Regions from separate parts of the Homo sapiens genome. Here all the other regions are linked to region 3. A link is a contact called in ENCODE Hi-C or POLR2A ChIA-PET data. All regions are on one chromosome and are shown on one strand. The core of a region is the stretch at or near the end of the contact, and the rest is flanking DNA. Distances in the headings are between cores, read along the strand shown. Region 1 holds the start of SNRNP48 (small nuclear ribonucleoprotein U11/U12 subunit 48). Region 2 holds the start of GMDS (GDP-mannose 4,6-dehydratase). Region 3 holds the start of CDYL (chromodomain Y like).

What was found. Hi-C counts contacts between places; a loop is a spot of excess contacts on that map. ChIA-PET counts read pairs that join two places held with the same protein, here RNA polymerase II (POLR2A). Pooled maps may share reads with other maps.
Region 1: a map of CD8-positive, alpha-beta T cell shows a loop between it and region 3 (4-fold over the local background). The contact joins the promoter of SNRNP48 here to the promoter of CDYL in region 3. A Hi-C loop is called at or near these places in 2 of 168 maps with a recorded cell type or tissue (CD8-positive, alpha-beta T cell and naive thymus-derived CD4-positive, alpha-beta T cell), 1 of 37 single-sample maps with no recorded cell type and 7 of 50 pooled maps. POLR2A ChIA-PET finds 5 or more read pairs at or near these places in 1 of 52 experiments (T-cell).
Region 2: a loop to region 3 is called in a map of CD8-positive, alpha-beta T cell, with 6 times the contacts of the local background. The contact joins the promoter of GMDS here to the promoter of CDYL in region 3. A Hi-C loop is called at or near these places in 3 of 168 maps with a recorded cell type or tissue (CD8-positive, alpha-beta T cell and naive thymus-derived CD4-positive, alpha-beta T cell) and 9 of 50 pooled maps.

What each region holds. Positions count from the first base shown.
Region 1 is chr6:7,588,330-7,591,605 of GRCh38, forward strand. It overlaps SNRNP48 (small nuclear ribonucleoprotein U11/U12 subunit 48), which reads left to right and starts at 1,869. Exons shown (of 9, transcript NM_152551.4): 1 at 1,869-2,084. The coding sequence starts at 1,929. RefSeq lists enhancers at 1,626-2,365, 1,944-2,093.
Region 2 is chr6:2,243,852-2,246,854 of GRCh38, forward strand. It overlaps GMDS (GDP-mannose 4,6-dehydratase), which reads right to left and starts at 1,754. Exons shown (of 11, transcript NM_001500.4): 1 at 1,470-1,754. The coding sequence starts at 1,571. It overlaps GMDS-DT (GMDS divergent transcript), which reads left to right and starts at 1,902. Exons shown (of 7, transcript NR_046229.1): 1 at 1,902-2,079. RefSeq lists an enhancer at 1,396-1,896 and a silencer at 1,397-2,026.
Region 3 is chr6:4,774,837-4,778,071 of GRCh38, forward strand. CDYL (chromodomain Y like) reads left to right here and starts at 1,568. Exons shown (of 7, transcript NM_004824.4): 1 at 1,568-1,971. The coding sequence starts at 1,948. It overlaps CDYL-AS1 (CDYL antisense RNA 1), which reads right to left and starts at 590. Exons shown (of 2, transcript NR_183279.1): 1 at 436-590. RefSeq lists an enhancer at 259-912 and silencers at 720-1,349, 1,370-1,919.

The sequences.
Region 1 (3,276 bases), core at 619-3,118, 2.8 Mb after region 3:
GGCTGGGCGCGGTGGCTCACGTCTGTAATCCCAGCACTTTGGGAGGCTGAGGCGAGCAGATCACAAGGTCAGGAGTTCGAGACCAGCCTGGCCAATATGGTGAAACCCCATCTCTATTAAAAATAGAAAAATTAGCAGGGTGTGGTGGCATGTGCCTGTAGTCCCAGCTACTCGGGAGGCTGTGGCAGAAGAATTGCTTGAACCCGGGAGATGGAGGTTGCAGTGAGCTGAGATTGCGCCACTGCACTCCAGCCTGGGTGGCAGAGCCAGACTCCGTCTCAAAAAAAAAAAAAAAAAGATACTGTAGGCAGAGTATGAATACATTAACTTCATACTCCTCTCTTACCAGCTTCTAGCCACTTCTGTATTTTATGGTGCTGCCTATTTATAGTCTTATGACTATTTTTTTAAGTGAGAACCGTGCTATTTGCCTTTAGAAATAATTGTTCACCAAAAAATTCCCCCACAGTTCCTTCACATGGGTAAACAAAGTGCAAAAGGAAACCAAGGTTTGACACTTGGGCTTGAAAAAATTTTAAAAAGTAATATAAAATGGGTTAGATTCTAGGAGTTGAAACCATTTGGGGAAACTACAAGGGCTAATTCCAGGTGTTGGGTAGGAAATGTACAAAGTTAAGCTTGTGTTATCAAAGCAAGAAAGCATTCAAGGACTAATAGGGATACATGAAAGACACAGATGGCTTAATGTGGCTTCCACTGGCCACATTTGGGACAATTTGAGCATCAACAAGAATTATGATGTTAAAGGAGTATATTATATTGAATTAAAAAAAAACCTTAAATCAATAACTTTAAAAACACCTTGATTCCCATAGTGAAGCAAACACTAAAATGGAGGTGTGGAAAGAATGCCAGTTAATAAACATAAAAGGCATGATACTATTGCGGAATCACTTATAACTCCTAATGTAACAACAGATTCAGTGAAGGACTGTATCAAGGAGTTGGGGAACAGGTTATTCTTATGGACTCAAGGTATAATCCACAGATTGCTTACCAATTCCTAAGAGGAAAATGTACTATTAGAATGAAGAGATGTAGCCACCACCTTTACCAAGTGATCAAATTTAGCATTACTAATATAACTGAGTTATGCGTCCCCGTGAGTTGGCAACATCTCTTAGGTAGTATTGCAAAAGTGCTCAAACTGAATCTAATCATGAGGGAAACAAAATCTGACAAATCCAGAATGAGAGAGATTCTACAAGACAACTGGCCTAGGCTCATCACAACATGTAATGATTTAATAATTTAAAAAGGAGGGTGAAGGAGGCTGATCTGGATTAAAAGAGACAATAACTAATTATAGCTTATGAGTTGAAAAAATAAAACTGCTATAGAAATAATTTTGGGGACAATGGGGAAATTTGAATATGAACTGTATAATAAATGATTTTATGGACTTACTAATTTTCTTAGGTTTGATCATGTATTGCGGTTACACAGGAAAATGTTCTTATTCTTAGAACATGCATGCTAACATATTTGGGGGTGAAAAATCTGCAACTTACTTTCAAAGAATTCAGCAAAAATCATTGGGTGGGGCTGTGAATGTGGAGAGAAGAGACGGAGAGAAATCAAACCTGGCAAAATGTTAACAATGAGCTGAAGGACGGCTAAACGAAAGCTCATTGTACTATTTTTAAAACTTTTCTGTAGCTATAAGCCGTTTTTTCTGAGGAAGTCGAGGAGGGCGAATATCTTTCTGGAAAGGCCAGAGCAAATGCACGCAAGAGCTGAGAAAAGATTGGAAAACGCCTCTCAAAATAACAGTCCCGCCCTTCCCGGGACTCTTCCCTATAGGCTGTTCAAGTCACGTGGCGACTGTGGCCCCGCCCACAGCTCCCAGAGGCCTGCGCGTGCGGTCTGCAGTTCGGCCGCTTCCTCTTGGCGGGTGGGCTGCAGCTATGGAGGGCGAGCCTCCACCTGTGGAGGAGCGGCGGCGGCTGCAGGAGGAGCTGAACGAGTTCGTGGAGAGCGGCTGCCGGACGTTGGAGGAGGTGACCGCGTCCCTGGGCTGGGACCTAGATAGTCTGGATCCCGGGGAAGAGGAGGCGGCGGAGGTGAGGAGCGCGGCCGCGGGGCCCTTTCGGGGACTATCGGCCCGGGGTCTTCTCTGGAAGAAGGGAGATCCGCACTGGCAGCCGCGGAGGGAAGGGCGAGGAGTCCTCGTCCGTGTGCAGAGCCGCGATGGGCGCCTGGGACCCGAGGGGCGCCGGGGGCCCTGGAGCAACCCTGACGTCCCTGGGTTCCGGGCTGGGGCGCGCGAGGAACTCCCGAAGGCTCCACATCGACCTCCAGTGCGGCGCTCCTCCCGCGCAACTTCGAGTTTAAAGAAAACCGGGGGCCGGGCGCGGTGGCGCACGCCTGTAATCCTAGCACTTTGAGAGGCCAAGGCGGGAGGATCCCTTGAGCCCAGGAGTTCCAGACTAGCCTGGGCAACATGGTGAAACCTCTTCTCTACCAAAAGTACAAAAATTAGCCGGGTGTGGTGGTGTGAGCCTGTGGCCCCAGCTATTTGGGAGGCTGGGGTGGAAGGATAGCTTGAGCCCAGGAGGTCGAGGCTGCAGTGAGCCGAGATCGCTCCACTGCATTCCAGCCTGGGCGACAGAGCAAGACCCTGTCTCAAAAAACAAACAAACAAAATCCAGGAAGGTGTGTTGAGTGAGGAGGGAATGGCAGATTTGGTATTTATTTAGAAAATAAGTGAACGTGTCTCAGAGCGCTGCAGAGGGATTGGCGGTTTGCATTGTCATCTGTCATACGGATTCCGCAGTTGCACCAGATTCGGTGTCAGGAGAGCTGGGAGTTTGCCAGTTCGCCTTTCTGTGCCTTAAAATTGGACACTTCTGACTGGGACAGCACCAATTCTAGGATTATTAAAGGTTGTCACCAAGAGGTGGTAACTGGCAACTCCTGTGGACATTAGAATTGCTTTTTTAAAAATGTAGGCAAGTGTATTTAGAGTGAACATTCGTGATTTTTGTTTTTTTGTGGGGTATTTTCGGTGGAATGAGAGGAAGGGAAGTGCTCCAATGTGGGGTAATTCATTATCTTTACTATTACTTCTGGGTTTACCATGCTGTGATAATTTCTCCTGGGTTTAAGTTACATGACTGATTCCTCAGAGGCATTTAAAATATATTTGATTTCTGTATATACCATTCATTGTTTATTGTATTAAAAGCACAGAGGAAATTAAAAAATCTTTAATATTCATTTAGAGGGGTATTTGAAGCTGGGAATTCCACTGAG
Region 2 (3,003 bases), core at 504-3,003, 2.5 Mb before region 3:
TTTTTTTTTTTTTTTTTTTTTTTTTGAGGCAGGATCTCACTCTCTTGCCCCAGGCTGGAGTACAGTGGTACCATCATTGCTCACTGCAGCAGCCTCAGACTCCCGGACTCAAGTGATCCTCCTGCCTCAGCCTCCTGAGTAGCTAGCACTACAGGTGAGCACCAACATGCCTGCCTCATTTTTTAAATTTTTTTGTAGAGACAACGTCTCAATATGTTGCCCAGGCTGGTCTCAAACTCCTGGCCTCACCTCGAGCAATCCTTCCACCTCTGCACACCGAAGTGCTGAGATTTCAAGTATGAGCCGCTGCCTCCTGCCCACTTAGCCCTTTCTAACACTAGAGAACTTTGAGAGTGGTTTCAATACCAACTGGACACTTCCCAGCGGTTTAACCTCAGGCAAATCAAACTCCCATGCCTCAGTTTCCACATATATAGAGATAATAAAAGTACCTCCTCAAAGAGTTTGTTATGAGAACTAAATGAGTTAATGTTAGGCAAGCGACTGGAACATGATAGACACAATATGTATTAGCCATTATCACCTTTATCTCAGTGTTATATTGGCCACCACCCAGAGATACCCAGGAGCACACACATCACATTCTTTCTACAGCAATATGTGGGCACGATTACTTCATGACCACTGAATCTAAAACAGCACAGCTTGGTAAGACACAGCGGTCGGATCCCACCTACTGCAACACCTCTAAGAGGCGACCCTCACAAACCAGCCATGCTTAGCCTGAGACATTCCGAAGACCTCCTCTTGATTACCTTACTCGACGAACTTATTCCTTTGAAAATGGAACTAGCCGCACTTTTGGACCAGTGTGCCTCGGATACACTTCCAAATGTGTCAACCTGAATCTCAGAAGTTGGCGTGATTTTAAAAAGTTTTTTAAGTTCTTTTTCCTAAACATGTCCTAGTAGGTGACTCCACAGCATTACTTTCTTTCATGTTCTCTTTTCTATCTGGAAATCCGGTGATAGGGGACGAAACCAGCAAAGCACCCTTTTTCTTGCTTCCCAAACGTTAGCAGGTAAGCGCCCCTTGAGCCGAGACACATCAAGAAGACCTCACCCGCAAGTTCATTGATCACCGGTTCTTTTCCCTTTCCGGCACTAGGAGCTGCGAAGCACGACATGGGCTTGGAGGAAGAGACGCTGCGGTCACCTGAGGGGCAGGTGAGAGCGGGCGGTCCTGCCCGGGTGTGAGCGCGACATCCCGCGCGGCACACACGCTCACAGCCCCCAGAGAAAGACCAGAGGCGCTCGATGTATCCCGCACACCCCACACGCAACACACTAACTGCACCGTACCTTCCGTCCCACCTCCCGGCAGCAGACCCCTTCCGGGACGCCGAGAGGGCTGTTCCTGGAGAGACCGCAGCCCACGAGTAGCGGCGCGTAGGGAGAGCACGCGTGCCCAGGCTGCCTCGGCCGGCGCGCCCCCGCCCCCGCACTCACCTGGCCTGTGATACCGGTGATGAGCGCCACGTTCCTGGGCTTGCCCATCTCGCCGTCCCCGGAGCCCCGGGCGCTGGGGCAGCGTGCCGGTGCGTGTGCCATGTCCCGCGGCGGGCGTGCGGTCGGCGGCAGGGCGGAGCGCGGCAGAGGGCAGGCGCGGTGCCGGCAGGAACGCGGGGGTGTGCAGCACGAAGCGCCTCTCCAGGCTGCGGGCAGGGAGGGAGAGCGCACCGCGCGACCGGCCGCCACAGTCTGACAGGGGCGCACGGGAGGCCGTGCAGGGAGGGCCGGGGGCGGGCCGAGCCGGCCAAGGCGGGCCCGACGGGCCAAGCAGCGGGGCTGCGGCCTGACTGGCGCAGCGTCATTCGCGTCAGCCGGCGACGCTGTAGCAGGCCCCGCCCCTCCGCCGACGGCCACCGCGCGGGAGGGGCGGGGCCTGCCGCCGCCACCGCCTCAGGGAAGAGGAAGGAGGCCGCGGCTTCGCGTCCCGCCTCTCGCCTGGCTGGCCGTGGGGGGCCTGGACGCAGTGGCCTCCCGAATCTCCCAGGACCCTAATATCGCCCGAGGATGCTGGGAGGAACGCTGAGCCGACCTCTCCGTTAGGCTGAAGGTCTGAATTTTCAAACCCAGGGGTCACAGGGCCGGGGTCATGGACTTTGATAAATAATTCCTGGAAACCTGTTGCAGTGCCCTTTGAGAAGCCCGGTTTATGGTACCTGAAGGGCAGTAGCGTACAAGGCCCGTAAACGGGGGTCACAGATGTGGGAGTGACTAACTAGGCTGGCTCTCGCTCTTCTGGCCTTTCCTGAGGCTCGGAACCAGTAACGAGGTTCCAAATAGCTGAATTCAAAGTTTTCTCTTCTGAGGACTGCCAGTGCACAAGAAAGTCCCTAGCCCCACCCGTATGCGGCATAAGGAAATGTTGAAAAGACTGCCCGGGTCAATAAACCTGGACGTGGCAGATTTCAAAGAAAGTAATTCAAACACAGGTGGGGTCCCGGCTTACATCTGTTGGATTTGGCTGCCATTTGGCAGCTGCTCGTTGGACAGGGAGAGGAGAGGAGGTGACTCAGAGCCGGGAGGGCAGCAGGTGTGTGTGCCTAAGCAGTTGGCTGCAATCCAGGACACAGACGGAAACTTCCCGGTCTCCGTTGCTCTGCTTCTCTGTCCACATTCCTCTCCCTAATCGATAACTTCAGATCATCATTTCAAATCACAGAGTTACTAGGGCTGTGCCCAATATAACGTGCAAGAGTATGTATAGCAGACCTGGAACCCCAAAATCAGAAAAGCTCAGGATTACATTTAAAACCTCCCTCTCGCGCTCCTCGAGGTCCGTTAGGAATATTTCTTAGCTATAGATAGACTGGTCTGGTTTCACACCTGGCCTCTCCTCTGCGTTCTATGAGGAGAATGGCTCAACAAACATCTGATGGTGCCTCTGAGTGATGAAGAGACCCTGAAGCTGAGGAGAGGGAACACTTCCATTGAGAGGAACATGCTATAAGCTAGAAATGTCTGTGAAATATACGGG
Region 3 (3,235 bases), core at 318-2,817:
CCCTGGAAGTCAGGAAGGCTATCCTTTTAAGGTGATCCCTGAGCTGGGAGTTTGTTTCAAACGGTGGGGACCGCAGGTAGAAGCACCGCTTAAGGGGAACGGCGATTCGACTCGCAGTGACTTAAGGGTTGGCGTGGTGCTTGTTCCTGGGCGTGGGGAGGACAGGAAACCGCGGGGTCTGTGAGACGCCCCGTGGTTGTTGAAACGCTGTTGGGGGGCACAAACGAATAGGGCTTTAGGAAGAAAACTGGTGGGAGGAGCCTTGTGGCTCCAAGGTAGGTTAGGAACTGGAGCGAGATGGAGCACGGAGGAGTGAGGCGGCCCGAAGGATGCCCGGGGAGACATGGAGGAACTGGCGAGGGCTTCCCGATGCAGGGCCTGGGGGAGAGGGTGAACTAATGCCTCTGCAGTGCCCCGTGGGGAAGTTCCGCATACTCGGCCAGAGTGATCGGAGTTGGCGGCTGTCTGGGGGAGTTGGGTCAGGAAGCCCCTTCTTTCGCCACCGATGGGGCACGTCCAGGGCCCGGCAGGTGTGCCCTGGCAGTAGATCTTCCCTGGGAAGTGGAGCGCGGGCCAGCCCTCGCTGTTCTGAGCGAGGGCCTGTCGTGTAGTCCACACCGTTCCGCGAAAGGAACCACCATTGACAGCCTCGTTCGATTAGAACCCGGACCTCCCTGGAATCCAGACTCGGTCCCTTCCCAGCTGCGCTTCGGAGGAGGCGGACGCTCCGAGAGGAACCCAGAGGCCTGGCGTGGGGGGAGCTGCGGGCAGAGCGGAGGCAGCCGCGCCCTCGCGCCGCCCTCCGCCGCGCCCGGCTCCCGCCCCCCGGATCCCACCCCCGGCCTGCCGCGGAGCCAGCGTGCCAGCCGGAGCTCGCCGGGCCACCCCGCGGGGCGCGCGGCCCGGGCTCCGGGTCTTGGCGGCGGCCGGTGGGGCGGGCATGGGGTGGGGTGGGTGCTCCACCTGGCCACGCCGCCGGCCCTTCGCGGGCTGGCCCGGCCCCGGACGGGCGGGCGCACGGAGGCCGCCTCTTGGGCTCCTCCTGGAGGGAGGCGCGCGGTAGACGGCGCGGCCGCTGCCGTCGGGGCGGTGGGCTCCAGACGCGGGCCGGCTCGCTCGCATGGTTCCCTGCCCCATCTCGGGTCCGTCGCTGCCCGTCCTGGTGTGCACAACCGCGCTGCGCCTCGAACCTCGAGGTCCAGGTCCCGCCTGCCCTGGGCCGGGCCGCAAGCGCCCACGTCGAGGCGGGCTGGGGGGCGGTGCCGCGGGCCAGGCCGACCCCGCAAGCGGGACTGGGGAAGTCGGAGCCCCGCCCACCACCCCGCCCCCCGCGCTCGCGGCCCCGCCCCCGACTGCCCCGCTCCTCCCCTTCCTGCCGGCTCGCTCCCGGCCCCGCCGGCCGCCCGCCTCGGCCCCGAGCGGAGCCCACTGCTCCCCTCGGCTGCCCCGCCCCGCCGCCGCCCCGCCCCTCCCGCGCGGGCGGCCCGAAAACCCGGAGCGCGGGAGCGCGGCTCCGCAGGGCCGGGCGGCCGCACTGGGCATGCTCAGTAGCCGGGGCAGGTTTTTTGGTCGCAAGTAGGAAGCTTTCTGCACTACACCGGAGAGGGGAGCCGCGATCCGGCCGCGCCGCCCGCACGCCGCCGCGCCCGCCCCAGCCCGCCCGGCCCCGCGGCGGGGCGCGATGAGCCCGAGCGCGAGCCGGCCCGCCGGGGAGTGAGCGCGGGGCGCCCAGGGCGCGTTGCGTAGCTGCTCCTGCGCACAACCCCGCCGCGCCGCCGGCCCGCACTGGCCGCGGAGTGCAAGAGGCTCGTCCGTGCCCAGCGCCCGGCCGGCCGCGGGAGCAGGAAGCGCAGGCCACGCAGGACCCAACTGAAACAAAGTGTCGGCCGCCCGGCGCCGGCGCCCGCCCCGACCCTGCCCCTCCCGCCCGCAACTCCGCCGCCCACCATGGCTTCCGAGGAGCTGTACGAGGTACCTCCCCTCCCCCCGGCCTCGGGCCGCCCCCCGCCCGCCGCCCCTCCCGGCCCGGCCGCGCCGCCCGACGGCCCCGCTCGCCGCCCGCGCCCGCCGCGTCCCCTCCCCCGCCGCGGCCGCAGTTTGCTGGACGGGAAATGTGTGTGAGGGGAGCCCGAGCCTCCGTTCCGAGGGGCCCCGGCCGGGGGGTCCTGAAGTTGCCGGGCGTGGGGTGGGGGGGGGGGTCCCAGCCGTGGGGAAGTGGTGCTGACACAAGTGACTTGCTCGGACTGAGCTCAAAGTGCTCTTGGCGTGGGTCGTGGAAGTGGTGCCTCCGTTGCCGCTCGGCGGGGACCGTGGGCGGTACGGGGGGTGGGGTGTGGGGGGGTTTCTGGATCATTTGATAAAGCATTTGGGAGAGGGTTTTGCCCCTGGTCGGGGGGTGGCGGGGAGAAGACCGGTGCAAACGCTTTCGACTTTGCTGTTCGCCAAAGCGATGCAAAATCTCGCACCGAAAATGCTAAACGTTGACCACATGCTTTAATTAGGTTAGCATTGTGGCCAGAGCCAGGAAATTTAAATTTAACGCTGATACACCGTCATTCATTTGCGCCGCAGCGTTGCAAATGAGAAGGGCATAGCCAGAACTGTAAGTTCTGGTCGATGGGTTTAAACCAGCTTCAAGTTTGAGAGTTACCAATTTGGATCTTTAGACATGTTTTGTATGTCTCCATGTAACTTCTTTTGACGTATTTCAAAGTAGACTTCCTGGGAGTACAGAAGTTTGGAAGGCTTTCTGTTCTTCTGGATAAATGATTCTCTTGTTTCACATGTATTTATAAATAAGTTCCTAAGAGACTTAAAACTTGCGAAGACTCTCTAGACTCACCTTTATGATGCGTTTAGGGACCTGGGTGTTGAGGGACTTAAGGAAGCATCTGTAACAAGTAGAGCCCTGTGGCCCCAGGGATCCTTTCAGTTGTCTTCTCTTATGGGCGTATTATTGCTGTTGGCATAGAATAGAGCTTTGTTGTCTGCGATGTTAGTCTTCTAGCAACTTTTTTGTTGCTTTTTAAGAGCAAGTGTTTGCAGAAGTTCTCAGGAGGAAGCTGCCATCTGTAGAATTAAGGGTAAGGTTGTTGCTTCTCCTTACATTGTATGTGGTCAGTATACCTTAGCTGGTACTGAAAATGTTCCATTCTTTTCAACCATTTTACACATTAGCTGTGCCCCGCTGTATTCAGGATACTATTTTAGGTCATTTGGGGATGTAAAAGAAGAA